Linked DNA regions of Homo sapiens: region 2 is linked to region 1. A link is an interaction called in ENCODE POLR2A ChIA-PET data of the cell type or tissue named here. Cell type or tissue: K562. All regions are shown on one strand. Each heading gives the region's core, and the rest is flanking DNA. Links, peaks and the distances in the headings are about the cores only.

Evidence for each region. ChIA-PET counts read pairs that join two places held together with the same protein. Peaks named below come from ENCODE experiments on the same cell type or tissue, not always from the same donor. Only the 100,000 strongest peaks of a DNase experiment are listed, where the experiment ranks them.
Region 2: POLR2A ChIA-PET joins it to region 1 with 17 read pairs; 2 of 35 experiments call an interaction of 5 or more read pairs at or near these places.

Annotation. Positions count from the first base shown.
Region 1 is chr6:44,098,381-44,113,413 of GRCh38, forward strand. No RefSeq gene overlaps it. Among named protein-coding and RNA genes, the nearest start is that of MRPL14, 22 kb to the right of the region's middle. RefSeq lists enhancers at 657-826, 3,814-4,363, 4,364-4,912, 8,027-8,196, 9,034-9,533 and 2 more and a silencer at 1,732-2,026. In K562, for the core only: no CTCF peak of the experiment used is centred there; no DNase peak of the experiment used is centred there.
Region 2 is chr6:43,929,884-43,944,916 of GRCh38, forward strand. LINC01512 (long intergenic non-protein coding RNA 1512) reads left to right here. Exons shown (of 2, transcript NR_024478.1): 2 at 6,481-8,324. Among named protein-coding and RNA genes, the nearest start is that of LINC01512, 46 kb to the left of the region's middle. RefSeq lists an enhancer at 14,093-14,618. In K562, for the core only: no CTCF peak of the experiment used is centred there; a DNase peak (open chromatin) is centred at 7,688.

The DNA of each region.
Region 1 (15,033 bases), core at 7,608-10,107:
TTTTAAAATTATTTGTGATTTTAAGTACACAAATAATAGAGGGATATAGTCTCTTTATTAAAAAATTAAAGCACTACAGAGCTGTGTCACCTTTGACCAGGAACCTTCTACCTCCCTCCTCCCCAAAGGAACTCCCACTATTAGCACTGTCTTGGGTATCATTCTTGTGCTTTTTTGCCTTTTTTTTTTTTTTTTTTTGAGACAGGGTATCTTGCTCTGGTGCCCAGGCTGGAGTGCAGGGAATGTAGTGGTGTGATATCACAGCTCACCACAACCTCTGCCTCCCAGGTTCAGGTGATCTTCATGCTCAGCCTCCCAAGTGGCTGGGATTACAGGTGCACACCACCAGGCCCAGCTAATTTTTGTATTTTTAGTAGAGACGGGGTTTCACCATGTTGGCCAGGCTGGTCTCGAACTCCTGGTCTCGAGTGACCACCCACCTCAGCCTCCCAAAGTGCTGGGATTATAGGTGTGAGCCACTGCACCCAGTCCCATAAATTTTTCTGTATTTGTAGGAAATAACGTTGTTAAGTGATTTTACATAAATAATGTGTGTGGGGCCGGGCACAGTGGTTCATGCTTGTAATCCCGGCACTTTGGGAGAACGAGGCGGGTGAATCACTTGAGACCAGGAGTTCGGGACCGGCCTGGTCAACATGGCGAAAACGCGTCTCTACTAAAAACACAAAAATTATCTGGGCATGGTGGCCTGTGATCCCAGCTATGCAGGAGGTTGAGACACCTTGAACCCGGCGTATGGAGGCAGAAGTGAGCTGAGATTGCACCACTGCACTCCAGCCTGGGTGACAGAGTGAGACCCTGTCTTAAAAAAAAAAAAAAACAAAAAACCCACAATAATGTGTGAGGTATATCACTCTTCAACAGGCTTTTTTCCATTCAACAATATGTCTTGGAGAGCTACATCTATCTATACCTACACCATCCTTTCTTGGAACAGTTGTGTGCTACTCCATGGCACACATGGACTTTGCTTATTTACCCAGGCCCCTACTGATGGCTATTCAGATTGTTTCCAATTCTATTAAAAACAGGCTGAAACGAGTATGTACAGACCTCTCTGGGCACTGTGGTATGTGCTCTGTGCAGGGCATGGACAGTCATCTCTTCTCATCTGTCACATTGTTAGCAAACACCTCTCACAGGGGTTCTCAACTTGGGAACCACTGGAGGTTTCAGGGGGACCTCAAATCCCTGAAATTGTACCCAGAGTAACCTATGTATGCCTCTGCATATATGCACTATCTGGGGAAAGGGTCCACAACCCTTAGCAAGTTTCAGGTTTTCGAAGGGCCCATAAAAGCTAAGAAGTACCGACCTGTATTAACTTTCATACCTTTATGTTCTGGCTCATATACGATGTTATGTGCTCAAAAGGACAAGCTGGGCAACATAAAGCCTCTTCTCCCCCTTGTTCTGCCAACAAGGATTCCATCTAGTGCTGAAAGAAAGGACCTCTGGAGTCAGACCCAGGCCTAAATCCTGGCTCCATCCATTACTATGCAATTTGGGGCAATTAATTAACAACCAAGCTTCAGTGTCCACAACACAAACTGAGGTGAGTAAAACCTGCTTCATAGAGTTGTTGTAAGGAGTAAACAAAATCCCTTGCGCCAAGCATCTAGCAGGCACAGTAGGTACTGCTATGCACCTGTGCCCTTGGTTTCCTTAAGTTCTGGCCAAGAGCTTTAGGCAACTGGGACCTTCTCAAGGGCAGGGACAAAGGCTCACCCAGAGTCTGCAACCCCCTTGAGCTCTGAGCCTAAATCTGTCATGGACAAATTAGGAGTGAATACACTGAGAAGAGTCCTTGTCCAGGCTCTCCAGGTCATACCACAGCAGTGCCACTAGGAGGCTGCAGGACAGGCCCTGGGACTGGAGAGACTCTGCAGGAGCAGCTCTGACTAAAATAGTGTGTGCATGCAAGTGTGCATGTGTTGTGTGCTCATATATGTTAAGTGTGTGAATGAGTATGCATGTCTGAGTATGAGCCTGTGTCTGAGTGTGTATGTGTTGGCATGTGTATGTGTGTACACGTGGGTTGGGAGAGGCAGAAACCAAAGGGAAGACAGGGTTTCCAGAGAGGCAGCAGCAGCCCTGGCTTCTCCCCTTGAGTGTCCAGGCTGCTGGAACAAATATTCCATTACCTACTGTGTGTTAAGCACTGCTCCTGTCCTTGAACTCACAGGAAGACAAAAACAAGACAGTTAGGTTCAAGCAATATTTCCAGGTGCCAGCATTGTTCTAGGCACTGGGGATACAAAAAGACACATTCCTTGCCCTCCACCAAGGTCAGACACGACACACCCCTGGAGTCGGTGGCACTTCAGTGAGTAGAGCCCTGTACAGGGCACCCAGGAAGAGCTGTGCTCAAGACCAGAAATCGTGGAGAAAGGCATAGTTGACCCTGTCCTGGGCAGCAAACCCTTTGAGAGGGGCCACATCCCCTACCCTGCCCTGCAGACTCAGACCCAAAATATCTCCAGCCACCTTCTCTCCTCCCTCACTTGGCCACCAAGCAATGCTGGACAGAACTCTTCTCTGTCGGGGGAGATCACGGGGCGTAGCGCCCTCAGTACACTGATAACCCTTTCTCCATCCTCACCTTCCCTCTGGCAGCTGGCCCCACCTTTCCCCTCCCACCCTTCCCCTCACTCCCAGTAGACAACCCCCCTTTCCCAACTAACATACAAGCTTACCTCTCTGAGCACCCAGTCCCCCCACCACGCTCAGGGAATGAGGTGCCCTTTCACTTGCTCAGATTCTCCTGCTTCCTGCTCTGCTGGGGTCTCCTTCTATCAGTCACCACTGACCCCCACCCCGACTTCCACTCACAAACAACCACCAACTATGGTGCAGTGGCACTGCAGCGCGGTTAGGCAGCCCAGCGTCACCGTTTCCCAGGCCTGGGACCTTAGACAAGTTACCCCACCTCTCTGAGCTTTGGTTCCTGTGCCTGTAGCACAGGGCGAAACCCAGTGATGCTGACAGAACCTACCTCATGAGGCCGCTGGGAAGATAAGATTATACTGGGCACATAAAATGCTTAGGACTGGGCTAGGAAGTGTTTAGTGAATGTGATCACTGCTGCTGTAAGCCCCTGACAGCACCCACAGTATCTGAAGGGCACAAAGCCTCTAGTAGATGGTCAGAAATAGAGTCCAGGGATGGCATCAAATAGTTGTTTACTTTCCCCATCAAATCAACCTTCGTCCAAGTCAGATAAGCCCCAGGGGTCCCCCCAGGGGTCTCCATGCAGAGCCTAGGCTCTCCATCAGGCAGCCTGATCCCAATTCCCTGGGTCTGGGCGTCACCGGACAGCCTTCAGGGTAAAATGCAGATCATACTAGTGGGCCTTCTCTTGATGATATTGATCTCTTAGTAACTTACTGTGCCAACATATTCTTACCAAAGACCCCCTCGAAACAAGGGGAGAACCACCTGTCTACAAGAAGAGTTGCTCAGGTGTCTCCCATCCTAAAATCCTTATGTCGACCTCCAGTTACAGCCCATCTCTCTCCTTCCCTTCTCAGCCAAGCTTCTTGCAGAAGTCACCTGCACTTCCCCCTTCTCACCCCACCACAGGCTGCCTGACCCCACTGCTTCACCAGTGATGGCCTGTAGCCACTCCACCTGTCCCTCCACAGGCCTCACTTCATCTGTTGAGGTTGACCACTTCCTCTTGGAACATCACCTCCCTGGCTTCCAGGACTCCACTTCCCCAGTCCTCCTCCCATCTCCTTGACTGTCTTCTTGACTCCCCACCCAGCTTCTTCCTGCCCACCTGCCTCCTAAACATCGGCTTCTCCAGCGCTCCACCCTGGCTTACTGCGCCTCTCTCCCCAGCCTCTCGTTGGGTGACCTCATGATTAGAAGCACCGTGCATTTCTGAAGCCTCTCAAGTCTCTCTCCCTCTATTCTCACCCCCGACCTTATGTTTGGTGTACCGTACTGTCAACAAAACACTTGCAACTAAACAAGCAGAAAAGAATTCCCTGCCTTCTCCTCTCTCCCCTCCTAAGATCCTGAACTCCATAAAGAGCCCCATCCATTCCACCAAGTCAGAGCCCTAGAAGGTACCCTCACCTCCATCCACCTCCAAACTTTCACCAGATCCTGCCTATTCCACCTCAGGGGAAGTTTATCAATTGAGTAGCCCAACAGGTTTAAGACTGCAGGTGCAGGGAGGCATGGATGCGCTTTATTTCTTGGACATGGCTCAGAGGAGGGGCAGCTCCAGAGCACAAGGGCAGGGCGAGAGGCAGCACAGGCCAGCAGGAGAGAAAGCCCTGTAGCCCAGATCACACACAGTCTCACCAGACCCCCAGCTGTGCATTGGCTGCTGCAGGCATCTCCCCTCCCTGCCTCAGCCCAGGCCTCCACCAGTCAGCAGCTGAGCTGGCCCAGCTCCCCTCCACAGGAACAGCCTGCAGCTTGCCCTGTGCTCACCCCCAACCCCCTACCCCATTCTCCTTCACTATGAAGTTCCTCTGAATACAAAGCCCACCTCTCAATAACCTATCCCAAGATAATTTGATAGTGCTAACTTGAATTTCTGAACTCCCTGCCCTGTTTCCCAGCATGGTCCTTTCTCTATGCCAAGCTACTTCTACCTACTAAATAGCTATTTTCCCTCAAATCTTTCTTAACTCCTGTCCTCCATCCCTGCCTTGCCTTACCAGAGTATTATGTTGTTTTGTTTTGTTTTCCTTTTTTTTTTTTTTTTTTTGAGACGAAGTCTTGCTCTGTCACCCAGGCTGGAGTGCAGTGGCACGATCTCAGCTCACTCAACCTCCGCCTCCCGGGTTTAAGCGATTCTCCTGTGTCAGCCTCCCGAGTAGCCGGGATTACAGGTGCATGCCACCACGCCCAGCTAATTTTCGTATTTTTGGTAGAGATAGTTTCGCCACGCTGGCCAGACTGGTCTCAAACTCCTGACCTCAGATGATCTACCCGCCTCGGCCTCCCAAAGTGCAGGAATTACAGGCGTGAGCCACCGCGCCTGGCCATCTCTTGAATTTACTGAATTCCCTGCTCCCTTCCTGGTCCTTCATACCAACCCTTTTAGAGGGGTTCTTTGCACAGCAGCTGAGTGATCTTAATAAATGTCCATCTGGGATGGGGAGCCACTGGCCAGTTAAAGCAGGGCAGTGACAGGGTTAAAGTCCCAGCACCTAGTGCAACCTATGTAGCCTTCCCTGGCCTGGCCCGTCAGCTACCTCAGCCCCACTGCAACCCTCTAGGTACCTCAAACAGCTGGCAGGTCCCGGCACATCCCACCCGGCATCACACCTCTGGTTTTGGCTGGGATGAAAGGGTATTCCCACTTCAGCCTGTCACTTGACTAACTCTGACTGTCCAGCTTCCAGGCTCTGGGCATCTCCTCAGGAAGCCTTTCTGACCCTCCTGGGTCAGTGTTGCCACAGCACATGGGCTCCTGTCACCTGCTGCAGGAGGCAGAAACTGCTCATGGATCTGTCTCCCTTCTGAGAGCTTCTCCAGGGCAAGATCCATATTTTGCCCATCTGGGCACACACAGTAAATGTTTGCATCAGTCAGCGTCCAAGCAGGCAACAAGGGGCCACTTGAATTGGGATAATGTGAGGAGAATTTAACAAAGGGACTGTTTACAAAGGTGTGGACCAGTACAGTGGGTGCTGTAGTGCCCTGACGCCAAGGCCCCAAGAGTGTAGAGCACTGCCTGAGGGGCTGTGACATATGACTGAAGAGTGTGGTCAGCCCTGCAGGAATGGGAGCCCGCTGATGCAGTCCATACAGGTCAGCCTCCTGGGGCACAGGGCAGGGTGGAAAAGGGTGAGAGGGACCCCGAGGGACAGATTAAGATGTCCAACCCAGGGCTCAACCAATGTCAATTGAACAGAACTTCACTGATGAGACACCCTGAGCAGGGTTCCACAGACCGACCACTTCTCCAAGGAGAAAACAACATTCCAGGCCAAAGATGTGCCAAGGCTCACCTGTGGGGTCAGCATGGCTTATGCCGGTGTAAAGGCAGCAACAGTACCGACAGGGTTGGAGAAGCAATGAGCAAAGTCGAGGTCTCCAAGTGGGACAAACCCCCGCCTCCAGGTTGAGAGCACCAAGTGAGCAGAGTTCCTCCGCCAGGCTGCAAGGGACTTCCTTAGCTTGGGTTTTCCAGATGAGGAACTGGGTCTGGAGGTGAGTGGTGGCCCTTTGTGGGGATGGGGAAGAACCCACACTCTTTCTTCACTTGATAACTCACTCAGCAAACATTAGGAACCCACTTGAAAATGGGTGTTAACAGCTCCAGGGTGAGCCAAGACCCAGGAAGCCCCCAGTTGGCTAAGTGCAGAGAATGAAGACTGGCCCATTTCCTTGGCAGAGTAGATGACCAAGCTGTGGAGTGACAGGAAACAGTGGTGTTAAATAAGGCCAGGAGCCAACCTCCAGCAGGAAGCACTGACCTCAGCTTGGGCCGGAAGGTGCTGACCTAAGAGGCAACTGGAAGTAACTACAAGTATCCACAATGGTCATCCAACAGATGCTTCCGGAAAACTATTTTAATAGCTGAGGGAAGGCACATTACCAAGAAATATTTCCACCACAGGTCAGTGCAGCAGAAAAAGCAGAAGAAATGTGGTCAGGTGGTCCTGACTTCAAATCTCAGCCTGCCACTTGACTACAAGTCCCTTAACTCTTCTCAGCCTGGGTTTTCTCACACATAAATCAGATACAATAATCACACGGCATCATTGTGAAGACTTGGAAGAGAATATGCAAAGTGTCCAGCACAAAACTGGCATAAAGCAAGCCCTCAATAAATTGGTTTCTCTTGTCTGTTCCTACTACCATATGCCACAGACCAAGGCTGAAAGAGATGTGGTTTCTACCTCGGTGGGCAGCCAGATTGTCGCAAGAAGTTGGCAGCATGCCAAGACCAGGTCAGAGCCCTGGATTGAAATGTGAAGTTCCAGAAGGAAAAGGAACAGCACTGCTGCTGTAGGAGAATGGACAGGACTTCGTAAAAAACAAAAATGAGGCTAGGCGCGGTGGCTCACGCCTGTAATCCTAGCACTTTGGGAGGCCAAGGCAGGTGGATCACCTGAGGTCTGGAGTTTGAGAGCAGCATGACCAACATGGAGAAACCCCGTCTCTACTAAAAATACAAAATTAGCCAGGTGTGGTGGCGCATGCCTGTAATCCCAGCTACTCGGGAGGCTGAGGCAGGGGAATCACTTGAACCCGGGAGGTGGAGGTTGTGGTGAGCCGAGATCGTGCCACTGCACTCCAGCCTGGGCAACAAGAGTGAAACTCCGTCTCCAAAAAAAAAAGAAAAGAGAAAAGTAGGACAAACCCAAAAGTGACTCCAAAGTTGTAAGATTTGTAAGGCAGGAAGGTTGCTGGTGCCACTGCTAAGACAGTCCTGAGAGGTAAGGGCAGAGGCAGAAACCAAAGCTCTGAGAAATGTGACCAGCTAAAGTGACCTGAGATGCGAGCCAGTGGCTGAGCCCAAGCTAAAGCTTTGGCCTCAACCCCCCACCCAGAGCACTGCACATGCAATCATGTGGACCAGTTCTCCCCACCTCACTCTGTGAGCCAAATGGCCCCAATCCTCCGATGGCCTTGACTGCTGGCCTCAACCCTTCAGTAAACTGCAGCCTTTCTACATTTTCCAACACCTACTCCAGCTTTAGGGCCCAAATCATGGCAATCAGCAGATAAACAGTGATCAAGTGCATATCTCCATGGATTGCAATGTGGCTTCATTCCTGTAATTCTACACCACTATTTATGAACCATTGGCTCACTATGACTCCCAGATGCTCTCTGTCCTCCTTATACACAACAGGTCCCACCTAGTCTCACCCTTAAGACTGTCAACCCTTGGGGCCAGGGAGTTCTTTGTTGTGCGGGCAGTCCTGCACATTGTAGCATGGCCAGCAGCATCCCTGGACTCTACCCACTAGATGCTGCCCCCAGTTGTGACAACCAACACTATCTCCAGACATTGCCAAATGTCCCCAGCTGAGAACCACTGCCTTATCTCTTGTACAGCCTTTTTTTTCCCCCTAAACATGAAGAGTAAAAATACGTGCCAGCTTAAGCAGTTATAGACATCATAGAATATCTTAAACTGGAGTCATAAACTGGAGTTTAATGGGGAAACAGAAAACACTGGGCATCTGGCCAGTGTGGGTGAAGCCCTTGGGATAAGGATCTATGTGGAGACAGGCAACTCTGTCCACCATGGGTCCTTGTAGACACTCCATAATGTCTTAATTTTTACCAACCCCTATACTAGATGTCTATATGCAGACTCCTAAATTGAGAATACAAATTTTAACTTTTCAGCTCTCATATTTTTGTGCATCTACTAAGCATCAGCGATAGAACTATGAACAAGACAGAGACTGCTCCTGAGCCCATGGGCTTGCCCAGTTTCAAAGTGCTGTAAGAAGTGCTATGCTGAGGACCAACAGGGCTCAGCCTGGGCCCCACAGAGGAAGGAGAACACTGGCCCAACTCTACCACTTACTTACTGTTTCCTATCTTTAAAACAGGGACACCAGCCCTACCTACTACTCAGAGTTGTCACCAAGGCCTGGAGTCACAGAAGTTCTAGGCTGGAAGAAACTTTCTAGGACTAAAAGGTGAAGGCACTGCAAACTGGAAAGTGCTGCATAGAGGTAGAGGTCTGCCAGGGGGGTTCAGAAATCACATGGATCCCAGTGAGGAAGCACCTACTCAGAAGAAAAAGCAGTGAGGTGGGCTCTGAAGCTTTCAGACCCAGTGAGGAATGCAGGGGTCGGAGAGGTTTCAGACCACAGCTCACAAACATCCTGCCTCCCTCTGACCCATCAGCACCACATACTCCAACCACCTGGTCCACATGCCTTGGGAAGTCCTGCTCCTCAGCGCAGCTGAAATTCTCTCAACTCCTCACAAGCAATGCTGCTTCCTGCCCCTCAGGCGGGACAGGTATGGCCCCATTCAAAAGTATTTTTCGGGCCAGGCATGGTGGCTCACGCCTGTAATCCCAGCATTTTGGGAGGCCAAGGTAGGCAGATCACTTGAGATCAGGAGTTTGAGACCAGCCTGACCAACATGTTGAAACCCCATCTCAGCCAGGCACGGTGGCTCACGCCTGTAATCCCAGCACTTTGGGAGGCCGAGGCGGGTGGATCACAAGGTCAGGAGATCGAGACCATCCTGGCTAACACGGTGAAACCCCGTCTCTACTAAAAAAACACAAAAAATTAGCTGGGCGTGGTGACGAGCACCTGTAGTCCCAGCTACTCAGGAGGCTGAGGCAGGAGAATGGTGTGAACCTGGGAGGCGGAGCTTGCAGTGAGCCAAGATAGTGCCACTGCACTCCAGCCTGGGCGAAAGAGCAAAACTCCATCTCAAAAAAAAAAAAAAGAAACCCCATCTCTACTAATAACACAAAAATTAGCTGGGCATGGTGGTGGGCGCCTGTAATCCCAACTACTTGGGAGGCTGAGGCAGGAGAATCACTTGAACCTGGGAGGTGGAGGTTACAGTGACCTAAGATCACGCCATTGCACTCCAGCCTGGGCAACAGAGTGAAACGGTGTCTTATGTCACAGTTAGATGCAGTGAAAAGAGCTGGACTGGGCATGAGAAAACTCAAGTTCTAGTCCCAAATCTGTTACTCTCATATGTGAAATGTGGTTGGCTCCTCAGCTCCCCAAGTCGACATGGTCATCATGAATGGTCTAAACCACAATGGTGGGAATCCACTTCAGCTTTGTTTTGAAATAAACTGTTCTGAAGCTATAGGTGAGTTAACTCCAACAAAGCCTTGCCCTCAATTATGGGGACCCAGCCTGGAGAAACAAAATCCAGAGATAACCTTGAAACCTAATTTCAGACAAGGATTTCATCCTTCTTTACCTGCAAACCTTTTACCAGACCTGGCAGTGTAACTGATGAGTTAATGCAGTTGGTTGACAGGATGCTAGTAGACACACGGACAAATGAAAGCCCTGCTCCCTGACCCATGTGTACCTGCCTCTTTGCAGACATCAGCCATGGCCAGCCAGGAAGGGCGCTGGGTTAGCCTGTGGGGATGGGGCAGCACAGCCCACTCCCTGCCTGGGAAACCCACTGGAGGCCAGGTATAGTATCCCTTGAGAAGGCCAGCACCCAAAGGTCTCTCTTTCTCTCCTCTTCCTGTGCTGGGCAGCCCCCTGAGAAGTGGTGCCAATCAACAGGGAGCTCAGTGGGGAGCAGGGAGAGCAGCTGTGATCACACACTGGATCATCAGTCAAGATCGGCCAAGAACTGTCTCTACTGAGCATGTAAACACTTGGCCTCAAATCAGTTGCCAATCAAGGTTTCATAATATCCAAAGGTATCACAATTATTCAAGAGTTCTTGTGAAACTACCAAAATAAAATAAGTTTAATTTTCATTTAAAAAATGCCTGCAGCATGTCTTATGAAACAGCCTGCCATAATATCAAGCAAATGACAACAGATTACTGTTCCCAAATCTAGCTGGGAATCACCATCTTTATACTGAAAGTTGAGAAGCAAACTCATCACCACTTTCAGCCCAGGAAGCCCAAATAATTCAGAAAATTACTAATATTTGGCAAAATAATTCAGCAAGAAGGTGTCGAAAATGCTGGAAAGAACTTAATTGTGATCCGTTACCATTCTCCCGGTGGGAAAGAATGAAACAGAAGTCCCATGATTTTAAGTATGAATTACAAAATTAGAGGAAGAAAAGACATGCAGCTGCTGGTACAGATTCGAATTTCAGTTAAGCATTTGAGTCCAGTATCATACAATTTTTGTCAAAAACAAGATTTCTCAGCCACTGAGAAAGAAAATGAAAGACCATGAGAAGAGGCCAAGAAAGGCAATGAGAGGCCCGAGCAAGGACACTGAGGAGGCTGCGCACGGGGAGGTTGGAGCGGAACGGCCTTGGGCTCCCACCTGCACAGTAGGATCTCACCCCCGGATTGACCCCGGCCCTGGCCCTCCTCCACACTCTTGACACAGGAGGAGGCACGCCTCCAGTGAATTCTGCCTCACGGTGGCTGCTGCCCTCCTAAGTGCAAGGCTGGGCTTGAGAATTTCAGGGGAGAAACTCAGTAGTGAGTGCTTCTCCTCAGCTGCAGCAGCTGGTACTTAGTGGCTCTTAATTTCCCTGCTTTCTGTGCTACTTCCCAAAGGCACACAGAAAGCGGACTGGACATCTGTGCCAGAGATGACTAGCTTCAGGAGTGCCGATGGTGGCAAGGCCTCTCTGCACATGCTTTGGTCAGGTCCCCCTCACCTCATCAACAGCCAAGAGCACATCCCTCAATGTGGCTGGTCCTTAGGAGTCACACCCACTGGCCAGAGGTCCTGAGCACCAAGCCCTCAAGCAATAAGCTCCCAACTCCTCCAGAGGCTGTGGCTAGTTAGCAGCAGGGTTCCATCTGGAACCCAGGTCTCTGACTACAGTAACTAACCTAGAGCTCTTTCCTCACATTTCTTCAGCAGTTATCTAGCAGAGGGAGTAGGATCATGAGCGGAGCTAGCCACTTCAGCAAAGAAAGTGTGATGAAGTCCATGAACCCAGAGAATAAAGCCCTTTGGCCTGTCAGGGGCAGATTCTTAAGGGCACAGAAGGGGAAAAACAACAAAAGCAAGTTTATATTCACAGGGAAACATAATCTGTGATTATAAATATTTTATGGGCAAAGAAAGCAGCACTGGCTGAGAGACTGGGGTGGAGAGGGTGGACAGCAAATTAGATTCCAGCCTGCAAAGTGATAGGGCAGCTGGAAAAGCAGCAAAGCCGAGGCTATTCTGGGCTGTGCTGCGAGGGCCTGCGTCACAGGCCCTGGCCACAGTCTTTGTTGAAACCACAGCCTTCCAGCGGTCAGCACAGAACACCTTGGGGAGAGGGTTTAAGTCCATGAAGACCAGAGGAGGGGACAGCGAGGACAGAGGAGAGTCATCTGAATGACTCTGGTGAACCTCAACAGCAGGGAGGCAGGTGAGGGGAGGCAGCACCCTGCAAGCACGTGAAAGGAAGACACTTCCTGCTGACTAAGGGCAGAGGAAGAAGTGAGGCTGACCCCAGAAAGCAAGCCACCTGAGAAGCCAGAAGGCAGCTTGGGTCAAGCTGCCCCAGTGAGAGCAAAGGTCCAGCCCTTGAGCAAGTGGTGCCAGGCTAAGAACAATTCCACCCTCCCTTTGCCTCAGGCCAGGGTTCTCTACCTCCCACAGCCTTTAGGAAGTAGCACAGAAAGCAGGGACATTCAGAACCTGCTGAGCACCAGCTCCTGCCACTGGAGAGAACCACCACTGGCAAAGCAGGCCCTGGTTTCGATGATTCCTCCTCCTTGGCCACATCCAACCACTGCAGCAGAGCATGTCCTTCCAGAGGGCCAGAAGGAAAGGATATTAGCTCCTAAAATACCCAGAGTACCTTGAATCAGGCTTAGTCAGAGGAGCCCTGGGGAGCGATGTGCTCCTCCAATGGAAGATGTAAAACTAAGAGCCTCTGCCTCATTGCAGTCAACGTTCAGTGGGCAACGGACTCCAAGGTGTGCCCACAGAACTCAGGAAAATCAGAACATCAGCCTCTAGAATCACAGCTAGTAAGAATCAGGTCAAGATGGAGTAGACTCATCAATTACGAAAGGAAGACCCAATGATGTTGTGGGAGGACCCTGGGTTGGAAGTCACAGGATCCAGCTCTGAGACCAGCTTTACCACTTCATAACTGTAGAACCTTGAGAAATCACCTCTTACCTCTGAAACTCAGTGTCCTCAGTGTTATTCCAATTTAAGAGATTTATATCCAGCTACCTACTCGACATCTCTTCAATGTCTCAAAGGCACCTCCATTCAGCTTGCCCACAACTGCTCTTCCTCCCTAATCCTCCAGCCTAGCTCCAAGTTCAACACAACCAACCATCCAGGCATAGAAGCCGGAAACCTCAGACCCATCCCTGGCCTTTCCCCATTAGTATTCCCCATTACTAACCCATTACCAAGTCAACTCCACCTCCTAAAGATGCCCACTGCCCTCCACCACCATCCTGGTCCATATTATCACCTCGCATATAGTCTATTGCAAAGCACACACTCACCCATTCTGGCCTCCCTGAGGAGCTCTCTGCAGAGCAAATCTAACCATGTCTCCCCTCCCACCAGCTTTATCCCACTTGCTAAATTACTCTCCAACAACATCCCAGTGCCCCCAGTATGAGGAAAATCTTCCGAGGGCTCGTAAGGCCCCACTCCTCTTTTGGCTTCAACCCACACCATGTTCCCTCTTGTGGCTCCAGCCACACTGGCTTTTTCTTCTAGACCTGGCATTTATCCCATTCCCTCCTGTCACAGGGTTTGTGCACATGCCCTTCCTTCTACCAGCAACATCTCCTCCTCTTCTCTCACCTAGCTAATGCCTATTCATTTATTTCACTGTGAGTGAAGTGCACTAAAGTATACAGCTCAGTAAGTATTTACAGATGTCTATCTTCATGGAACTCCCACACAGATCTAGATTTAGAACATTCCTGAGACCCAGAAGTTTCCCTCTTTCCCCTTTCCAGTCTACACCTTCCCTACCCACCAGGTAACCACTACTGACTTCTATCACTGTACCTATTCGGACTGCAGCTGATGCAATCCTTCCTCAGGGAGCTGCCTCTGATCCCATTGAAAAACTCTTAGCTCCTTTATCACAGACCCTTGCTACACTTGGGACTTTGCACTTGTTTGAGGAATTGATTCATGTTAGTTTCCCCTGGGACTCTATAAGCTCCAGGAAGGCAGGGGCCGCACCTGCTTTTACTCACCTTTGTTTTCTCAGTGCTGACCCATGCAGTCGTGACAATAGGAAATAGCTAATTCCTATTTCTAAAAGTATCTATTGAGTGTTTTGTGTTTTTTTTTTTTTTTAAAGAGACAGGTCTTGCCATGTTGCTAAGGCTGGATTCAACTCTTGGGCTCAAGTGCTCCTCCTAATTCAGCTTCCTGAGGAGCTGAGACTACAAGCATGGGCCACCATGCCCAACCTGAGTGCTTATTATTGCCAGGTTATCATTCTAAGCACTTACAGGTACAAACTCATTTAATCTTCACATCAATTCTATCAAGAAGGACCATTATTACATCCCCCTTTTACAGGTAAGGAAACTGAGCCACAGAAAAGTAAAATAATTTGCCTACAGTCATTAAGTGGTAGAGTCAGGATTCAAACCCTTACAGTCTGGCTACAAGAGCCTGTGTTCCTAACTATTATCCTACTCTGACTCTCAGAAGCCACTGTGATTAGTTACTCATTTAATGAGTTAACTACCTAAGGTATTCTAAATAAATAAATAAAAAAGGGCCGGGCATAGTGGGTCACACCTGTAATCCCAGCACTTTGGGAAGCCCAGGCAGGTGGATCACAAGGTCAGGAGTTCAAGAACAGCCTAACCAACATGGTGAAACCCTGTCTCTACTAAAAATACAAAAATTAGCCGGGTGTGGTGCTGCATACCTGTAATCCCAGCTACTCAGGAGGCTGAGGCAGGAGAATTGCTTGAACCCGGGAGGCGGAGGTTGCAGTGAGCCAAGATCGTGCCACTGCACTCCAGCCTGGGTGACAGAGCGAGACTCCGTCTCAAAAACGAAAAAAAAAAAAAAAAAAAGAATTTACAAATAAGTTGATGAGGTTCCACTAAAGAAACTAAGGGAGCCTCTAAATCTTCCCATGCAGACCAACAGATGAACGAAAGATAACTGTCACTGAATCACCTGCACAGGCCCAAGATTATGTCATCTGCAAAATTTAAGAATGTATCCATTTCTCCAGCAGTCCAGGAAGGAAGCTCTGCTACTGGGCACAGAGGAGTGTTCCGGCAGACTATCGAGAATAAAGAAAGGATTACTGTCTGGGCTTTACTGCTGCCTAAAAGAAATGTTCACTAGATTAAATCAGCCTCTCTGCTCTTATTCCATGCTAACCCGGTCATCTTTATAACCATTTAAAGCCTCAAGCCCACTAATACAGGAA
Region 2 (15,033 bases), core at 6,582-9,081, 170 kb before region 1:
TGTGTCTGCATCACTAAGGAGGTGACCACTTTGCTCTCGTGTCAGGGTGACATTAGATCCCTAAGTTGTGACCTCACTCAGGTATCCGTCCTTGAGTCCCATCTGCCTCTGAGTTAAGAGCCAAAATAACAGCAGAGACATGGCTGCCTGAATACCCTTCTCAGCAATGGCGAGACACAGAACAAGCATGGCTGTCCCATTGGATGGAACAGGAGACCGGGACTCAGGGATATGGACACAGCTACCTGAGGTCACACAGCTCATGTGGGCCTCCTATAGCCTGTGAGGTACACCTTTCCTTCTTCCACCACCCTTAGGGGTGGAGCTGTGCCCCATATTTGGCCTTTACCACATCCCAATGTAGGTGAAAATGTGAATGACAATAATAACTGCATATAGTAGATGCCTACTTTGTACCTGGCACAACTTAAGTACTTTCTTCTCATTCATTCAATCAATAATATTTATTGAGTGCCAGGCACTTTTCTAGGTGCTGAGGATATGGCAGTAAGCAAGGCAAAGTCCCTGCACTCAGGGAGCTCCCATTTTAGTGGGAGACACAGACAATAAACCAAGAAGTGAGTACACAGAAAATAGGCAGGCCGAGGTGCGAGGATGGCTTGAGTCTAGGAGTTCAATGCCAGCCTGGGCAACATAGGGAGACCCCATCCCTACAAAAAATCAAGAAATTAGCTGGGCATGGTGGCACACACCTGTCATCTCAGCTACTCAGGAGGCTGAGGTGGAAGGATCGCTTAAGCTCGGGAGGTTGAGGGAGGAGTGAGCCATGTTCGTGCCACTGCACTTCAGCCTGGGCGACAGAGGGAGGCCCTGTCTCAACAACAACAACAACAACAACAAAACAACAAAACAGAGAAGAAAAGAAAATAGGTGAGGTGGTAAAAAGTAAGTGAAGAGAAAGGGTGGAGAGCGGAAAGCCTCTGATTCAGTGACATTTGGGCAGGCCCCTGAAGGAGACATGGGAGGGGGCATAGGACTATTTGGAGGACAAAAATGACAGGCAGAGGGAATAGTAATTGCAAAAGCCTTGGGACAGGAACGTGCTTGCTGAGTTCAAGGACAGCCAGAGAGCTGCTGTGGCTGGAGCACAGTGAGGAAGGAGCAGAGTGGCACAGTGTAGAAGATGAGGCCTGTGCCAGTCATAGGCCAACTCATTTGACATTACAGCAATGCTGAGTACCAGGCACTCTTGTTATTCTCTAGCTAATGAGGAAATTGAGATACAGAGAAAAGTAATCCACCCAAGGTCACACTCCAGGCATGTGGTTCTATGTTAGCGATTTGGGAGCATCCTTCTTGGCCCAGAGCACTGGTTCCCAGTCCCAGGTATGGATTAGAATCACCCGGGGAACTTACAAAGAATCCAGATGACCAAGTTTCAAATTCTGACAAGCTGCCTAGGTGATTTTGACAGAATCTTTATGACACCAGCTTTGGTGACCCACTGGGGAATGGCTGTAGACAGGCGAGGTTGGAAGAGCAAGCACTTGGCCAGGAGCCTAACTCTAGCTCTGCTCTGATCTCTGAGCCACTGCATTCGCCAGTCCTCTCTGAAGCCCAGTCTCTTCGTTTGTGAAATAAGAGAGTTGAACTCCATCAGTGAACTTCTCGGTTGCTTTTTAGCAGTAAAATCTTTCATTCAATTAGGTACTAAGTGGAGCCCAAAATACGAAAGAGGTCAAAGGAGCTTTATTTTGGGGGAGGAGTGGGATTCAGGCCATCATTCCCTTGGGAACCTCTGAAGCATAATTTTCCAATTCCCTGGAGCTCCGATCTCTGACGACATGCTTCAAGTTCTAGATACCCATATTGGGTCCTTTTTTCCCCCAAAGCAATGTCCCCTGGAATGGCCCAAAGCTCCTGGTGCAAGTCCTATAAATCCTATTCAAGGAGCACTACGAGGAGGCTGCCCAAACCCTGGCTCTGAGTTCTGAGGAGTCCTGGGTGCCTGGTGCCAATGAGGCAGGGGGTTAGGGCTGGGCACACAGTGAGCCTCTTTCAGCTCGCCTGTGTCTTCCACTTGCTGTCCTGGCTGGGGAGGAGGACATGGTGAGCCCCAAGCACTTGGGTTGATCCCTGTTCCAGTGTTAGGAACCTGTACAGGGGTAGCAGCCATCCAGCTGGTGGAGGCAGAAATTTGCTTCCACACCAGCGGGGCCTTTGACATCTTGGTTTTACCCTTTCCTTGTTTTGGAATAGTAAGAATGCCTCTGCCTGACCAGGCCCTTGGAATTGGCAGTTCTTCCACAGCCATCCTCCCGGAGACTCCACCCTAAGGGGAAGAGAAAAATGAGGTTCAGAGAGATCAAGCAACCTGCCTGGGGTCATGTGGCTAAAACTGTGGTGAGACCAGTCCTTGAATCCCAAATCCAGGGCTTCGCCTGCTAGTGCTGAGGTCCTCTTAGGCAAGGGGAGACATGCCCTGGAGAAGACAGCCCCCTGCCCTGACAGAGTCCATACTCTAGGGTGGGAGGTAGGGGGTATCCTCAGGGCCAAGTCAAACTCCTATATGTTCCCTCAACATCCAGTGCGTTCCCCTGCATACAGCAGGTGCTAAATTATTGTGATAATCATGCTTTGGAGTTAGAACTGAAACGAGCTTACAACCTGAGATGCCTTGGACTCTGCTTGGTGTTTTAGTTTCCTCCTCCATAAAATGGGGATAATAATGCTGAACTTCCTGGCCTGGCTGTGACTGGGAAAGGGGCATTGTGAACGGTAAAACAGCCTCGCTTTGACTGCAGGCCCATGACAGTACCGCATAGTAGAAATTGTACTCCCCATTTTATGGAGGAGGAAACTGTTAGTTGGAGAGTGAAACCCAGGTCTAGGGCCAAAGCTCATGCTCCTTCCACTGCACTCTGCTGCTTCCTATTACGGTCCCTGCGCCCAGCATGGTGTTTTTCAGTTTTGTTTTTGTTTTCATTCTAAGTCCCCAAGTGAGACAGGGCGAGATGGAAATGAAGCCCACAGGACCCCTCCCCTGCAGCTGCGAATAGCTTGGGCCCTGGGAAGAACGGGCTGGGTGTGTGCTCTGGGCGTGGAGATGCCCCTTTCTGCCAGCATGTGGAAGTGACATGGATTCCTCGGCATTTCCTCTGTGTGGGGGTGGGCAGTGGTGGTTCATGGAGTCCCCTTTCCCCCAGGATGGATGCTGATTGTCTCTGAAGACTTCACTGGGGTTCACTTTCTGTTCCATGGCCACCCTTGGGTCTGAAGCCTGTCTCCTCCCCAGTACAGGCATGTGGGTGCCCTGGCCACCCACAGCAGGACTGTAGCCTTGGATAGACAGAAGTCCAGGAGTCAAGAGGCTGGGTTTGACCCCAAGGACAGCTGGCTCCTGTGGGGAGACCTTCTCTGGCCCCCAGAAGGAGTCAGCTCAGCCTTAGCCAGGGAAGTGGCCCAAGGGCAGGCCCAGGCCTTGGGTCCCCTGATGTCTGCAGCTGCTCCCAGGACCACCCCATGAGATAGAGGCTACTGAGCCCCGAAGAGACCTGTGGGGCCGCGGCGGGGTGGTATTTTCTCAGCACGATTTATGTGAATGTGCGTGTGTGTGAGTGAGTGTTTAACAAGGAGTGGGGCCTGCTCGACTTCTGAGCCTGGAATTTATACAGCCCCTCGTTGGCGGCTGCAGTTTATCTTGAGCAAAAGAATAATAAACTCAGTTGACAGAATGATGTATTCAAAGCATCTTCCCGTCACAGCACACAGCCCTGCCCGCTGTTAGGATGTCTGCTGTGGTGGGGACCGTGTTATCGAGTGTTTAGCCCCCACGATTGTCAACAACGCATTGTTTGCAGGCTTGGGGCAAGGCAGAGATGGGCCGGGGCTGGGGTGAGAATGGAGAGGGGGGTCTGGCCACACGGACGAAAGGACTGCTGCCCAGATGGGGTCAAAGAGGCGTCTGCCTTTGATGGAAGCCCAGGCTCCATCTGAGGCCCAGCCCCCTCTGGCTGTCCTGAGTCTTCCTTTCCCTGCCTGGGAGAAAATCCTCTCTGTTCACCTCCAAGCTGGTCCTAGTCTAGTACCAGAGGTAAAGGCACACACCTGGGTGTCACTGCACTCCACAGTATGGGAAAACCTCCCCTACTCTTCATTTCTCGTGTTTTTCTTAGCCAAGCAAAGAAATTAGCATCAAACTTCAGCGTCAAAAAATATGCAGACTTGCTAAGCCTCGGAAAGGGTGAGGGAAAGCTGACAACCTAAGAGCTTCATGAGAGAGCTCTAGCCCAGTTCCTTGTGCCTCTGCTGGGCAACCTTAGGCCTCAGAACCTTTTTTCCTCCCCATGTAGGAGGGGAGTCACAATGCTTATCTATCTATTTGATAAGCTACACTGTTGCCACACATTAAGGGTTTGTTATAAGGATGAAATAAGATGAGGATCAGGCAAACACTCTAAAAACTTGGAAGCTGGAGATAAATTCAAATTATAATTTTTTTTTTCAAAGCTCCCTTCAACTTCAGGCAGGAGTGCCCTGGCTTTGCCTCAGCCACTGTGCTTCTTCCTCAGCCTTCAGAATGGGGAAGTCCTGTCTCTTGTCTAATCTCGAGCTCTCTCATTTCAGTTCTAGTTGTTCCTTTAGAACCCTTCATGCATATGTTCCAGTTCTGATCCTCTCTCAGGATCTCCTCTTTTCTGGCTTAATGGTCCTTCTGGCTCACAGGCTGGGCCCTCCTGCCATCCCAGCTCCAGGATCCTCACTTTCAAGAGGAGCGAGTCGCTTCTAGTCCTGTTCTAGAAAGCAAGGTGGCTCTCCTGGGCCCCACAGACAGAAGCCCCATGAGGCCTGCAGGGGCAGTGGCGGGGACAAGAAGGGAAGGAAAGCCCCATGCACCAAGTACTGACCAAGCAGCTGCTCCATCCCAGGGTCAATTTGGAACCCCATCTAATTCTCTTAATCATCGGTATTATCCCCATTTTACAGATTTGGAAACTGAGACTGGAGAAAATTCAGTCTCTTTCCCTCAGGAAGGTGGCAGAAGGAACTCAAGCCCAGAAGGTGTGGCTGGCTCTTGAGTTAAACGTGACCCCTATTCTTAAAGGAAAGCAGGAAAAAAACCCACCCTGAGGCTGTGGGGCTCTGGGTCAGACAGCTGGGCAGGTGGGGTCAAGGCCACTGGAAGAACCAAGGGGAGTCAGGGATGTGGGAGGGCGTGGGAGTGAGGAGGGGTGTGGTGGGAGCAAAGGCCTGGAGGCTGGACCAGGCCCCAGGGCAGAAATTTGGAGAGGAGCTCAGATCTGAGCACAACACATGCGTGTCAGTGTGTTGGGCAACATGGGCTGCGTAAGGCAGCCAACGGTCTCCTTTGATCCCAGACAGGACTCAGCCATTTATTTATTCACTCACTCTTTCACTTGTTCACCCTTCACTCCATCCTTTATTTGCCCAGGGAGTCAGGCCCCTCGGAGTCTAATGGGAAAGACAGGCCTAACATCAGGTCAGGGCCCCTGTGGTTCCCAATCACCCATCCATCCATCCATCCATCCATCCATCCATCCATCCGTCCATCCCCCACGTATTGAGTGCATCCTGAGCTCTAGAGAGGAGAGAGCCTGTCCTCATCTCTAGGTACTCTTGGTCCACTGAGGGGAACAGAGAAGTAAACAGACATCTGTAAACCACATGCTTCTGTGTTCATTGAGGCAACCACTATTTGAGAGCCCTCCATGAAAGGTGTCAGGACCAGGGAGATGAAGAGGGCACACTCCTGCCTGTGGTGCACTCAGGCTGGTTGAGGACACGAAGAAAGAGTACGAATACTCCAGCTTCAATGCACAGACAGCTGTGAAAACTGGTGAGCAAGAAGCAGAAGGGGAGCATTGACAGTCCCCAGAGGGAAATGATCGTGCCTTTGAATTTTCATTTATTCATTCGTTGATTCCACCATTCATCTGCTACTGAGCATCTTCTGTATGCTGGGCATTGCTGGGAACAGCATGAGGGCCCATGGGGGAGGCAGTGTTTCTGATGGGCAGACCACTCTTTTGGCCCCTTTTGTGGAGACAGGCCAAGCTTGAGGTAGAGACTGCAGTTGTGGGGGACAGGCAGCCACAGATCCTTCCCATTTGAACGGGGCAGTGGTTAGCAGCTGGAGGGCATTTGAGGTGCAGCCTGGGGCAAGTAGAGGAAAGCCAGACCCTTTGGGAGGCTTCCCAGGGCCAGACCACACGAGGCAGGCAGAAGGAGGTCCACAAGGGCAAGGGAGGCGCCAGAATGGGAGGGCTGTGTCTCAGATATAGTAGGAAGACCCAAGTTCAGTCCACAGACAAACTTGAGGGATCCTAGTGTCCCACTCATTAGAACAGGGAGCCTCATTGTCAGGACTTTCTGGAGCCTTGATTTGCACATGTCCTCCCCACCCTGGGGTAGATGTGTGTGCCTATTTGCATAAAGCATGTTCCTACCCAAATTCATCTCAGGCATTGTGACTTATATCTTTGCTTTCTCTCCTCACAGCTGGCTGTCCCCATGCCTTCTGCTCCCGCTTCTGGAAGGGAAGACAGGGCAGGGACCATGTCCAGCTGCAGAAAATCCCAGTGTTTTTCTGTGGCATTGCCTGGTAAAGGCTGAACGTGGCTTTCGTGAGAGCTAATCTGCCTGCCCAACCAGATTGTGCTGTGGCTAAAATTGCTGTGAGCTCGACAGTGCCTGAAGACTGGAGAAAACTGAGCCATGTCTTGGATGCTCTTGCGGGGCCTAGGGGAGTGCCAGGCCAGAAGGAGAACTGCCTGTGGACTCTCAGTAGGAAAGCAGCTAACGAGGTGATGAGTGAGTGTCGCCTGGAAGTCTGGGGGCCATTCCATGTGGGTCACATCGCCTGACCAGAGGGTTGGGTGCCTGGACAGGGCTGAGCTTGGGACTCCTTCCAGGGCCTGGCCTCAGCTGCTGGGCCTGCCGAGCATGCCCCACAAGCACCCACGCACACATACAAGTATGGAGGCAGAGTGGAAGTTTGACTTTTGCAGATCTCGTACAGCCTGGAGTAGAGAAGAGAATTGGGAACTCTCAATGTTGTGTGACCCTAGGCAAGTCCCTTCCCTGCCTTGTGCCTCAGTTTCCCTTTACATACCATGAGGATGTTCCCAGTGTTGGTGTTTTAATGCCTGCAGACAAGCTAAGCTCATCATCTGGTTCCCGGAAGAGATCCTCCTTTTGTGGAAAGGCCACAGCCACTCTGCCACCCTGAGGCTCCCACTCCTCCTTCTCTGGAACCCTCTCCCTTGCCTGTAGGTCACGGGAATGTCAAGAGCACCCAGGGAAGTGCCTGCTGCCAGTCATCACTCACTGATTATGTGACAGCAGAGGAGCCAAGAAGCTGCTGGGAATCGAGACACCCCCCCATTCAGTCCCCACCATCTCTGTCTTCATGAGGTTCCCTGGGAGAAGCTCCTATGTCTGGGAATGGAAATGTCTCCACCTGGATAGGGACAAACAGGAGCTGGGGGCTGCATCTTAAGACTTCTTGTCCCATTAGTGCTGACCTCTGGAGACGGCTCCTGAATTGTGCCCACTCCCCCACCTCCTCACCACACACATGCTCTGGGCCGTGCGAGGCTCAGCTTGTCACGGACAAGCTAAAATGAGGTGGCCTGAATGCCCCTTATCATAGACAGCTTATCTCCTGTGGTCACTCACCTGACAGACTCCAGAGAGCCACTCAGCGGGCCTCTCCCAGCCGCCTGCTTCTCAGCTCTGACTCTCCCTTGCCTTAAGGGGACACTGGATTCCAGTGACCCTCCTATTGGTCAGAGTTGGGCTGAGCACAGAGAAGGGGTAGAATGCTCCTGGGAACTCGGAAAGCTCTGGGATGCCAGCTTTTCCCACATGTTCTCACTCACCCCTCTGTAATACAGATTCTGCAGCCCTGCCCCCCACACACACACTCCTACACCTCTGCTCTCAAAGTGAAGAAGTAGGCTAATATCTGTGGTACATTTATTTACCTACTCCCTGAGACTGCAGCTCCCTTAGTCAGTGTTGTGTCCTCCACTCAGGCTGGGGCTCCCTGAGGATGGGGCTGTGTCTCCCCTCAGACTGGGGTTCCCCAAGGACAGGGCTGTGTCTCTCCTTAGGCTGGGGTCCCTGAGGGTGGGGCTGTGTCTCCCTGCAGATTGGGGCTCCCTGAGGATGGGGCTGTGTCTCCCTGAAGACTGGGGCTCCCTGAGGACAGGGCTGTGTCTCCCCTCAGGCTGGGGCTCCTTGAGGATGGGACACTTTAAAGAAGAGAAATTGACAGGTTGACCCTGGGGGATCTTTGGGTCAATAAAACATTCTATAGACCCTCAGTGGTCAGACTAGGATGATACCTTGATGATAGGTGGTTTTTTTGTTTGCTTGTGTGTGTGTGGTTTTGTTTTGTTGTTGTTTTGTCGTGTTTTGTTTTGCTGCTGTAGGTTTTTTAAAATCTGGAGGTTTGGTTGTTCATGAAGATAGGATGAAAAAGAAAGGAAAAAAGGAGGAAGGGAGATAAAGAAGGATGGAAGGAAGGAAGAGAGTGAGTGAGGGTTGGAAGAAGCAAAAGAAAGAAGAGAAAGGGAAAGACACAGAAAGAACGGTGAGAGAGAAAGCTCACAATCTGTTTTTCTTTTACATCTCCTGCAGGGGAGTTTACTTGTTTTAAATCCTCTTATCTCCAACACTTGTTTCTCCACTGGTTGCCGTGTCTGTGGAGCGAGGCTGGTTTTTCTCTCAGCGACAACAGAATGCCAGGCTCCATAGCCGGCCTGGGCGCAGGAGGAGGAAGGGTTCACACTGACGGCCCCGGGGGCCTCTCCAGGCCCTTTCCCATCCATCCTCTCCTCAGTGGCAGCTCTCACCTGGCCCTAGACCCTCATGACCCAGAACAGGGGACATGGCTGTCCAGCTTGTGTGGTAGGCTCTGGCCAGCTCGGTCTCCTTCCAGCCTTCCTCTCCCCAAGACCCCTCTCCTCAAGAGCCTGCCCGAAGCCCTGGTGGACGTGGGCCCAGCCAGAGGCCTCCCTGCCTTCACCTCAGCTCCCGCCACTTCCCCTCCTGTGTGGGGGCCTCCCCTGGGGCCACCTCTTCCCAGAGCTTCTCTTGATGCCCTGCTCCCCCGACTCCCTTGTTCATGCGTCCATCCTTTCAACACATATTTTCGTGTCCCTGAGACGTGCCAGGCCTAAGACATAAAGGGCCTAGGGACCTCAGTGTCCAGTGGAGGAAACCAGATGTCGACAGTCAATTAAGCCCCTTTCAGGCGAGTTTCAACTTACCCTGGTCTAACAATAATATCTAACACTGACTGCAGGGGTTATGATGTACCAGGCACCATTCTAAGTGTTTCACGTGGAGTAACTTATTTCATTCTCCAAACAGCTCTAGCAGGTAGGGCTGTTACCCTCCCGCCTCGCAGAGGGTGGCACCTGGGCATGGAGCCGTTCATAACTTCTGAGGGTCAGACCTGAATACAAACCCAGATGGTCTGGGCCAGGGGCTGAACTCTTAAACCCAGTGCTGCTCACCTCATAGCCTAGCGACTGGGGTGTTTCTCTACGCCCCCTCAGGCCCACCCCCTGCCCCTTGCCCCACCAGAGGGCCCCGGACAGTCTTGCTGCACACCAGCTCCCTGCCCGGGCGGAGCTGGCCATCTTGGAGAGAAGTGACTTGGATTCCCGCCCTGCCTATCCCAGCGCTCTTGAGCGTGGCCTGATGCCTGTGGCCCCTCTCTCTATGGAGACTGGGCATCTCCCAGGCCAGACTGGCAGCCTCTGGCAGGCAGGGCCCGAAACCTCCTCAGCATTGGGCACTGAATGGGTCCAGCACCCGACTCCTGGAGCTGGCAGCTCCCAGACCAGGAGGGGAAGTGGGCGCTGGGGGTTGGCAGGCGGCCAACGCTAGGGGAGGCCTGAGCAGGGTTATGCCTGTAATAACCATGAACCAGGAGGGAGCTGCCAACCCCCAAGGCCTCCCCTGCCCCCTCTGAGGAAATTTTTCTTCAGTCAAGCAAATATCCTGCTGGTCAGTCTCAAGCCTCAGTTTCCTCAAGGCCCAGAGAGGCTAGTAAGAAACAGCCCTCATCTCAGGGATTGTTTGGGGATTTGACCCTGATGGGCCTTGGAAGCTCAAGTTATGCCCCTCCCTAGGGGTCCTAAGCACGGCTCAGAAGTGATGGGAGATGTCTAAGATCTGAGACATAGGAAGGCAGGAAGAAGCTGAATATATAGAAAGAAAGTAATTAGGGACAAATATGGTGCATTTGCACACTCAGTGTATGTTGAGCACCTATGGTGTGCCTGGCACTGTGCTGGCCCTGGGTGTACAATGTCAGGCATAGCACGGCCCCAGCCTTCCAAGAGCTCCCAAAGCTGGTTGTAGCCCATATGTCCCAAAATCCAAGTGGGGAAGGGGAAGCTGGGGTGGAATGACATGTTCCCAGGTCAGCTCAGGTCACAGCAGAGGCAGGGCCAGATGACGAGGCCTGTGTCCCAGGCCTTAGGCCCCTGATGCCCTCATCTCCTGGCCCAGAGCACCAGGACCACAGCATCTAGTCCCTATCCAAGTCTGAATAATAACCACAGATGTGAGAGCCAGCCCTGAAGTTAACCAGGGAGGGAGGCACCTCTCGGGAGACAGTTCAGGTCTGACGTTTATGTCTGAGGCTGACAGGTCTGACCTGTGCCTTTCTGACTCTACTCAGCAAGAGCAAGCATTGGTGAGATGAGTGCTCCTCGGGCACCAGTTCTGGTCTTCATTGTGTTGGGACCACGATTCAGGGTCTTACGGGGACAGGGGATGGAGGGAGCTTCACCATGGAGGCTCCTCACACCTCATGAGCCTCCCCTATCGGCCTCAAAGCCCTTCTGTGGCAGGTAGGAAAGGGAGAAACTTCCGGAGCCGATGCCAAAGCTGATGGTCTCCCCTGTCCCGGGGCCAAACAGCCTGAAGAGGAAGAGACAGAGCTGGGAAAAGGTGGGACCAGCTAGGGTGAGACCTTCTCAGACCAAGATCATCCTGTCTCTCTGGTTGCCAAGATCTAACAGGCCACCCCTGAGCCCAGGGCTCCCTCTCAGGCCTGCAGCCCTGCCCCTGGAGTGTGTGTGGATGTAGGTGCTTATATGCATGAACATCTGCCTGCCCATTCACCCCTCCGTGTGTGTGTGTATGTGTGTGTGTGTGTGTGTGTGTGTGTGTGTGTGTTTGTGCATATGCCTGTGTAGGTTTGTGAATGTGGAGGCCCAGGAACTTGAGGACTTGGCCTCCTTTTCCTTCCAAAACCACAAAGCTTCTGGCCGGCCCCAAGCCTTGGTTTCCTCAAGGCCCAGAGAAGCGGATGAGAAACAGACCCAACTAAGCTGCCTGTGGGCACGGGTGGCCCAAGCGTGGGAACCCGTTGGCCTGAGGGCCCTTCTCCTGGGATCTGGATGGCCTGGCACCAGCCAAGGGCCTCTCTGGGCCTTTCCTGTCATGGATGCAGGAAGGGATTCATGAGGCCAGAGCTGCCAGGCTGACCCCAAGATGATGAAGGTGAGCCCCTCAGCTGGGAATGCTGCCCACTCGACCTTGCCATTGCTGTGCCTCTGGAGGGAGGCCAGAGCCACTGAGTTTCCCTCAGTGGATGAAAAAGCCAAGTGGTTGAGAGGAACTGCACCCCACTCCTCTCCACAAAGGAGTCAGACTCCCTGACCCATGCAGCTTAGAGGGTGCACTGGAGTGAAGGAGGCAAAGGGGTTTGTGCTCTCTTCACAGCTTCTACCCGTTTCTGAGTCACATCCATAGATCTCCTGCATCATAGTCAGCTGTGATGGTGGTGGTGGTAGTTGGGGTTATAAAGAACACAGATGCCTGGGATTGCCCCTCACCCTCCCTGCTAGAAAGCCCGACTGAGCTGGCCTGGGGTGAGTTAGGAAATCTGCATTTTAAACAAGGGCTTCAGGTGACTTAGAGAGACACAAGCATAGCAAAGTACAATGTTTTAAGGAGATCCGATTTGGGAGACCGGGGTTTTAATCTCTGCTCAACTTTTTCCCATTCTTAAAATGAGGTTAATAATAGGACTTCGTAGAGATAATGTCACAACATAGATGCTCAATGCATGGTAGAAACAATAACAGCAATGATAATGACAGCAGCTGGCCATTACCAAGCAGTGTCTGTGCCAAGCCTCTCTGTCATTATAGGACTCACATCCAGGAGGCCAGGCTGGGGTACTGAGTGCAGGGCCCCAGCTCTGCTGTCTCCTCCCTTGTAAATGGCAGACAGGAAGTTCCCCTCCTCTTGTTATGGCCCCACAGCTGTCCTTATTCAATTAAATCAGGAGTCCCAGAAGCCCTTGCTCTCATGGGAGATGCAGCGCAGAGCCCCTAGGAGCCAGACCTGGTTTTCTCCGGGCTAATTGGCTAATCATCTGCCGCCTTGATAGCTGGAGGTCTAGACATGACTGGTCCTGGGCCTGGGCCCTCACCCTGCCCATCTCCCTCGCCTGGCTGGCCCCAAGCCTTGCCAGCTCAGAGCCAGGAAGGATTAACATGCAGGCTGGATTTGCTCACCTCATTCCTTATCGAGACCCTGTCCTCTGACACAGGAGGGCAGATGTTTTCTTTCTGCAGACAAAGAACCCTGGGAGCTCTGGACCGGAGGAGGGAGGGAGGTAGATGGCAGCAAGAGGAGAGAGGCAGCCAGGCTCTCCCTCTATCCTCACCTGCCTAGTCTCATCCATCCTCCTTCCCCAGGAATGTAGCCATGGACTCAAACCATTTCAGCTCACCCTAGAGCCCCCTGTGAGAGTGGGCCCACAAATAGCCATGTTTTACAGACAGGAAACTTCAGTGAGGGCTGGTGGCTGACCCAACCAGCAAGTGAGATGGAGCCAGGCCTCAAACACATGTCTCCATACACCATTTACACCTCATCTCTCACCAGTGGGGTGAAGGCAGAGAAAGAGCTTCCGGAGGGTCCTGGGCAGGGGTCCCACTGGCAGAGGAGTCAGAGAGCACAGGCTGCATTAGGTCCCACAGGGAAGAAGAGGCAAGGAGGGGGACACAGGTGAGAAAGAGCTGGGCCTACTCAGGGAGTTGACGCTGATGAGGAGGGATGGTTTGGGCCACAGAGGACGTCAGAGACATCAGCACTAGGCCACAGAGGCCTCAGGAAAGATGAGAAAAGTGAAGACTCAGCCCAGAGAAGAGAAGGTCAAATCTCTTTGTGAATTAAATGTTATTATATTTCCAGTCTTGTGAGGTCAGTATTATTATTCCTATTCTACAGGTGAGAACACCAAAGCCTATAATATCTCTGGAACTTGCCCAAGTACATGCAGCTAGCAATGGGCAGAGCAGCGATCAGCCTGCCCCACACCCAGTCTATCCACCCCTACCCCCAAACTGCTGCATGCAGGAGTCAGCTAGGAATCCCGACTCACCCCAACCCCACCAGCCCTCACCTTCCACACTGCCCATGCCCATGCCAGGAGCTGTTCAACCCCACCCCCTCCAGGAAGCCTCTTGACCAGCCCACCCTAGTTGCCTCTGTCAGACTCCCAGACCAGGCCTTGGGTGTGCCAATATGCAGGCTTCTGGGTCCTAGTCTACTTGAGTAGCTGCATGGGCTCTAGGCTCACACAGCCCTAGCTTTGAAATCTAGCTCTCAGTTATGCGTGTTGGATCATCTGTGCCTCAGTTTCCTCATCTGTAAAATGGGACTAATAATGGCACTTACTTCAAAGTACAGTAAAGATTTAAAGAGATACCACAGGTGCAGGATTCACCCAGCGAGGAGTAAAGTGAGGTTCGGAAAAGGTGTGTGCCTTCCCCAGCATCACAGAGTGTACTAGCAGCAGTTAGAACTGGTACTTTCTAGCTGAGAGATGAGGAAAGAGGCCCACATTAGAGGCTGCTCCAGATCTCCAGACCAGTGGTCCAGTGCTCCTACTCCTTAGTCATGAAATCACCAGGTCTTCATGGTTGTGAGTGCTCAGAGCCAGGCCCTGGGAAGGCCGGAGAGTGACAGCTTCCAGACCAGAGACTCTGCTGCCCACTCTTCCAGCCCTCATGCTCCCTCTGGGGCTGCCTCTGCCTCACCCTGGTGGTCTGTCTGGGGTGTGGGGCTGTTTGCAACAGGCGCCTATTGTCTGATGGCCTGAGTGCACCTGTAGTGTGCCTCGTCCCAGCCTGGTGAGTCAGCTTTTGGCAGGCCATGGGGCAGCCACTCCACATCATCTTAAGCCTGAAAGAGGACCTTTCTTTTCGTTTTTCTCCTCCTTCCTCTCTCTGCTCTCCATGAAGTGGTCATCTCCGCAGGGCAGCAGGGAATATCATTCTCTGCCAGGATTTCTTGAGTCTGCTTGGCCAGGAGACAGGGTGGGGCCTAGGAAACAAAGAGAGGGCGGCCTAGGTCTGGCCAAAGCCCTTGGGCTACTTTAGGGCAATGCTTGTGGCCTCAGGCTCCCCACTGTCAGTGGGGGTACATAAATCAGAACAAGTACAGCAACACTTTACTTATCGAGAGCCCATATACTTGACAACCTCTACCATCTGGACTCAGAACTGAGATCAAAAAACTATTGAGCAGACTAAGGGTACACCTGACAATTGTCTGACAAGTGTCTGACAAATAAATGTTAGAGCTTCACTCATCAATTTTTCCCCTACCTAAATCAGAGCCTATCTACTTCAACCTTACACAGTATTCTAGCAGGCTTGGTTATATAATCCGCATATGTACTAAAAGAATAAAAGGCTGTTAAGGTTATTCGTATTGACAGCAACAAGGCTGACAGCAAACAGGTGGCAAAGACACAATGATAAAAAGTAGATCTGAGAACTAAAAAATTAAAGCAATCTCAAGTTATTTGGGGTAGAAGCAAAGCAGATGACATACCCCAGTTCTTAGGGGAATCACTGTTTCACTTCCAGAAGGGGATATTTATAATGGGGTCCTGAGTCTTCAATGGAAAATGGAATTATGGGCAATTTCTGTTTAAGAAGGTTTGAAAGTATATGATGTATTTTTAATAGGACTTTCAAAGAACATGATTTTGTTTTTCTGTATGTT